Linked DNA regions of Homo sapiens: region 1 is linked to region 2. A link is a contact called in ENCODE Hi-C or POLR2A ChIA-PET data. All regions are on one chromosome and are shown on one strand. The core of a region is the stretch at or near the end of the contact, and the rest is flanking DNA. Distances in the headings are between cores, read along the strand shown.

Region 1 (2,788 bases), core at 147-2,646, 89 kb after region 2:
TCCCGAGTAGCTGGGATTACAGGCGCCTGCCACCACGCCCAGCTAATTTTTTTTATTTGTAGTAGAGACGGCCTTTCACCGTGTTAGCCAGGATGGTCTCGATCTCCTGACCTCGTGATCCACTCGCCTCAGCCTCCCAAAGTGTTGGGATTATAGGCGTGAGCCACCATGCCCAGCTGAGACATGATACATTTTTAATAGGAATACTTGCATCACACAATTGTACAGCACTTGACAGTTGATAAAACACCTGCACACCTGTGATCTCTTTACTATGCAACATTCCTGTAGACAAAAGGGCATTATAAACCTAAATTAACAGAAGAAAAATAAAATGAAGCTCAGAAGGATTCAGTGAAAACTCTGAGGGCTAAGTGTAAGCAATGCTCACGGCAGACTGTGATCCAGAGCTCTCTGGCTACCCAACCTGTAGCTCACACCTGGAAATCAAGGGAGCATAAAAATATCTCCTAGCTAACAAAAACACAAACTGTAATTTACACATATTTGGAAAATTTCTAAATGAGTGGTTTTTTGTTGTTTTTTTTTTTAAAAAAAATTTTAAGGATCATGAAAATATTTCAGAAACTAATGTAAACTATGGACTCTCTCACAAGAGGAATATATTTATGAACATATGCACACAATTTCCCACACAGTTTCAGGTTCGTGACACACATCCAAAACCCTTGTGGGGGGAGTTTCCCAGACCCAGGTGGAGAACCTCCTGCTGCTCCTTTGCATACATCAATGACCACACGATGTGGCTGTCAGGTTTGTGTTCTGCTGCATGTGACACAGCAGTGAAGAACACTGCTCACAGGGAACCACCAGCTTAGAGGCGATATACAGCCTGCTCATCACAAATCGGTGGTACCCATGCAGACATTCACAGCCGAAGAGTGGCACAGAAAAGTGAAGTGGGAGGCAGAGCTGAGACAATTTTCTGCAACAGATGAAGGATCTTCAAATGAGGGTGAAATACACACTTGGACTTAACACTTGAGGAACCAAGAAGAGTTCAGAATGCACTATTCTCAGCAAAAAAAGGACCATTCTGCTGAGATCATGCTAACTTTACCACCTTTAACAGAGTGGGGGCTAAGCTTTTTCTAAGTGTTCTCCTCTCATATCTACTCTCACAATCTGTTCTTTTTTTCTGAAAGGTTTCAAAGGTAAGTGGCTATACATCACCAAAACTGTCTCTGCCCACACACATCCGTAGGGACATCTACTGAGTACCTAGCACAGCACACACTTGGTCAGGTACCAGAGAACTGGAGAGAAAATCACTGCCTAGGCCACAAGCAACCTACAGTCTAGTGTGGAAGACAGAAGAACCAGCCAATGATTCTCAGGCCATGAGAAGTAAACACAAGCTGCTGCTGCTGTGTAAGTGTGACTCCTGTGTGTGGGAGTACTAGTCTAGGTGATCATGCCCAGCTCTGCCTAAGTGGGGAGAGGCGGCGGAGAGGCAGAGAGCGCTTGGGTTTGGCAAGAAAGAAGTCCTTTCCCAGGCCTGTGCCTTTCCCTGTGTGAACCCAAACTGCCCCTCAGGGCACCCAGACAAAAGGAAGGAAACTGAGATTAAGTCACTAGTATGTGCCAGGACTGGCTATGTGCTTTTGATACACTATTTTAATTATTTCATTAATCTTCATTCCAAGGTCAGTGTCATTAACCTTATTTTAAGATGAACAGAGTGAGGTGTCCCAGCATACTTTGGGTCATAAAACTAGCATAAAGCCTGCATTTTAATTAGGGTCTGTCTACCTACAAAATTCAGTCTTTCTAAGACTTTACAACGCAGTTGCCTCAAAATCCCCAGAGCCTTGGAAAAGCCGAATGTTTCCAAACATTCAACCTAATCACACTGAGGTATGAACAACTTAGAGAACCAATCAGTCTCTAATTTGTAGACCGTGAAGCAGAACAACGAAGATGATGCTGATAATAGCTAACATCTCCTGAACACTTATTAAAGACCAGGCTCTATATGTGGTACCTCATTTAAATCTGACAAGCCAGAGTGGCTGAAAGAAACTTTGTAGGCAATGTTGGGGAGGTATTTTTGAACTGAGGGAACTTTAAGGCTCAGTAGCACTGGGCGAGTCCCTGCATGTCACAGGAACCAGAGGCTTCAAAGTCTCCAAATGGCTTCAGGATCCAGCCAATATCCCCTTCCATCCTACCTCATTAACATAATTAACATTCCCCCAGTTCCTCCCCATTTCCTGGCCCACCTCCAGCCCTGATTCTTATTTTTCAGGTGAGGCTATACCATATGCAAAACAGAGGCCCCAAACTTCTGTCAATGATGAAAAGGACCATCCACTTGCTCTAGATGCCCCTACTTAACCAAGCGGTTTGCATCTTCAGAGCTGGTATGAGTTCAAAAAAGCTATGTCTGACCCTGACCCCACACCCCCAACACACCCCCTAAAACCTCTCACTAAAGTTACTCAAGAATGCCAGCCATGCCATTATGGTCTGTTTGTCCTACAGCACAGCTGTCAGCTCCTGGGAAATGGTCATCTACTGACAACCCAAAGTTGAGACAACCCTATTTAATAGGCCATCTCTAAAGGCTGGGTGACACACAGCAGGCTGAAGCTCTGGATTATACTACCTTCAAAAAATCTTTTTTCTATGTATGTTTTGGCAAGCCAACTAGTGCCTTTGCACATTTCAGTTCATTCTCACTAGAGTAATGTCCTTTTACTCTTGTACTTTTACTCCTGTACTCTTGTAATGAAGAGGGGAACTCCTCTTCATCTTCTGAACTATG
Region 2 (2,855 bases), core at 167-2,666:
AGCGAGCCATGACTGTGCCACTGCACTCCAGCCTGGGTGACAAAGCTGCAAAAAAAAAAAAAAAAGAAATCACAGATGTTCTGAGACCCTAGTTGTTGACTAGAACGGTATTTCACTCCTGGGATGAAAATGTGGGTAGAAGGTTTCATGACACGGTTCTGCCACAGACACAACTCTCACATTATATGAGGCCTTTAACTTTGGTCACAGAAATGGACGGTGAATAAGGAGTCAGGAAAGCTCACCCTTTTCACTAACCAGCTGTGTAACCTTGGGTAAGTCACTTAAATTGCTATGATCTCTAAACTAAATTTCTAAAGAATTGTGGGCCTCTGTACTCAGCGCAAGGTTTGGAATTAACAGAGTAAACACCACGTTAACCTAGCAATCTAATAACATACCCTATATTATTCTGACTTCTGAAAGACAGCTAGGAAACATCTGTTATTTTAGAAGCTCACTGTTCCCTGGGAAAGATAATTTTGGCACAAGCAGCAGTTCAGATGACAGTTCCAGTGTTTTGGGGAAAACCAACTAATTTATTGACAACAAAGCCTGTTTTTTTTTTTTTTTTTTCCTCCTCCTTAAAATTTCATAGCTATAGGCCCAGAAATACAAAGTCCCCAGAAGACTCTAAAAATATGTTCTCAATTCCTTTTTATTTCCCACCCAGAGCTGAGAAAACAGCACCAACTGTGTCATATTAAACACATCTGCATCCAACACTGATAAAGTGCATGACCGAGGAACAGATAAGAATTGTTTTCAATTTGTTAAAATGGAAATAGTTAAATTTAACCTAATTAGACTAAATAATCAAAGCAGGTGTTTGTAAGATGCCAGTGTTTGTTTTCATTCTCTGTAACTGTTCAGCTATATTTCCCAGGAACTTAGGTAAAGGAAATTAATATGTCATAAAAATCACTGACCTATTTATTCATGTCACATATGTATTATTCATGTTTTAGGCAGTACAAATACAGGGCATTGTTGAACATTTCTCACAGATTTTACCATTTAAGCATCATCAACATCTAAGCTGGCCTGCAGAGGGGCTTATGTTACCTAACTTCCATTATATAAATACAAGCAGTAATAAATGAGAGCCTGTCTTCTAATCGTACACTGATCTACAGAGCGCACTGACTTGGCATTTAGACTATTTAGGGTTTCTGACTCCACTTGCACAAGCTGGTCACTTTTAAGACATTTAAAAGAAAAATAATAACAATAATAAAAGTTATATTCCAGTTAAAACAAAATGTTTATTGCACTTGGCAGAGTGATGAGATCTGAACTATAAATATCAACTAACAAAGAAACCACAAAATGTAGTCACCAGCAGCCTGGTATTAGGAAGTGTTTTGTGCAGTGGCCATAGGTCCACTTTCCAAGGGAAAAAGGGCAGGTGGCTGCCCGGGAGCAGTCAAGCGTGCTCTTTCTAATAACACGCTCCAGTCCTGGGTAGGCTCTCGTATTATTCCACACACCCTCAGGATGGGAAACAGAAACACAAGCAAGAAAGGCCCCATAAAAGCCTGTGACGTGGAAGCTCCTGAAAAGGGGGTCCCTTCTCTGTGGCCTGGGCATTCTGCAGCAGGGACAGAAGCCTGGGAAGTTGAGTCCACGAAGAGGGTTCTCGGACTCCCTTCCCTAAGCGAGTGACTGATGTTTCCTGACTCTGGCCCTGGTTGTGCCGTGAGGCCACAGTGAGGGCAGCTGGAGAGCTCAGGATCTGCCACCTTAGCACACATGGGATGTTAGGCACTTCTCGCTATGCCTCAGTTTCTGTGGTCTCATGAAGGAACATTAGTACTTTCTTCATTAATGCACATAAAATGCTTGGCAGTGCTTGGCATAGAGATAGATGCTCAATAAATGTTGGCCACTATTATTATAGCCCCCTACAAACAAGGAGGATGAGATTGAAAACAATGTTTCCTAAAAATGAGGGTATAATGGGCATCCTATCCATATTTCAGGGGTAGGAAAACAGCCTTCTGAGATCATTTATATGAAGGGTATGGATGGACAAATCCTTATCAGCCTAAAATATTCCTATCTATGATTGCTATGTCATTTCTTTAGGATTAATCAATCCTCTTCATGAGTCATATTTCAATATATTACACATACACATAATTATAAAAGAACCAAGTTGCATAAAATTTATAAAATGGAGACTAGGAAAGGAAAAACCCGCTCATAAAACCCAACAAGAGAGCTTAAAATGAAAGTCTGAAAGTGCAGGTAGGTATTTGTTTAAATACTTGGTAAAAGAAAATGTTCAATTCAGTAGCTGTGACAGACACAATTTTAAGGGGTGTGGGCATAAGAGAAACAGAAAGTCCATCTGTCAAAGGGGTAAATATTTAGTCAAGTCTTAGATAGTATTTCTGTAAACAGAAATTTCAATGGAAAATTTCCAACCTGAGAGCAAATAATTTAAGATGGGTTTAATATAAGAATTAAAGCTCTCGTCTCCATGTCGCTGCCCAGCCTGAGACCCAGCCCTCTGAGTCCTTGTGGCAGTTCGGCTTTTTCTTTCTTGTTCCCTCAACTACAACTGGACACTATAATTTTCTTTCCATTCCAGCAGGAAACTGATATATACTAACGATGACAGCTGGATTCAGAAGAGGAAAAAGAACACAGGGGACAGAGAGTCCTTGTGGGTTTAAAACTCAAAACAAAACCCCCAGATTTGAAAATTTTAAAACCTAGTTAATGGCTGAGGAAACCTCAAATGATTGGGAAGCACTATGATAAAAGTTTGAATTACATAAAACACATCATTATCTTAAGCTTTTCTAATAATCTTCTCTGCCTTTCTCCTTCACTGTTTTTCTCCTTGT

What was found. A loop is a pair of places that touch in the nucleus more often than their neighbours do. ChIA-PET counts read pairs that join two places held with the same protein, here RNA polymerase II (POLR2A). Pooled maps may share reads with other maps.
Region 1: a loop to region 2 is called in a pooled map, with 1.9 times the contacts of the local background. The contact joins two enhancer-like sites. A Hi-C loop is called at or near these places in 5 of 168 maps with a recorded cell type or tissue (CD14-positive monocyte, aorta, ascending aorta and 1 more) and 8 of 50 pooled maps. POLR2A ChIA-PET finds 5 or more read pairs at or near these places in 5 of 52 experiments (AG04450, HepG2, MCF 10A and 2 more).

What each region holds. Positions count from the first base shown.
Region 1 is chr2:43,401,400-43,404,187 of GRCh38, forward strand. The region is part of intron 28 of THADA (THADA armadillo repeat containing); the gene reads right to left. Among named protein-coding and RNA genes, the nearest start is that of LINC01126, 180 kb to the left of the region's middle. RefSeq lists enhancers at 555-804, 885-1,074. Within about 2 kb of position 1,397, at least 5 of the 41 ENCODE cell types and tissues checked have a DNase peak (open chromatin) inside an H3K27ac peak, as active enhancers do.
Region 2 is chr2:43,312,160-43,315,014 of GRCh38, forward strand. The region is part of intron 31 of THADA (THADA armadillo repeat containing); the gene reads right to left. Among named protein-coding and RNA genes, the nearest start is that of LINC01126, 86 kb to the left of the region's middle. Within about 2 kb of position 1,417, at least 8 of the 41 ENCODE cell types and tissues checked have a DNase peak (open chromatin) inside an H3K27ac peak, as active enhancers do.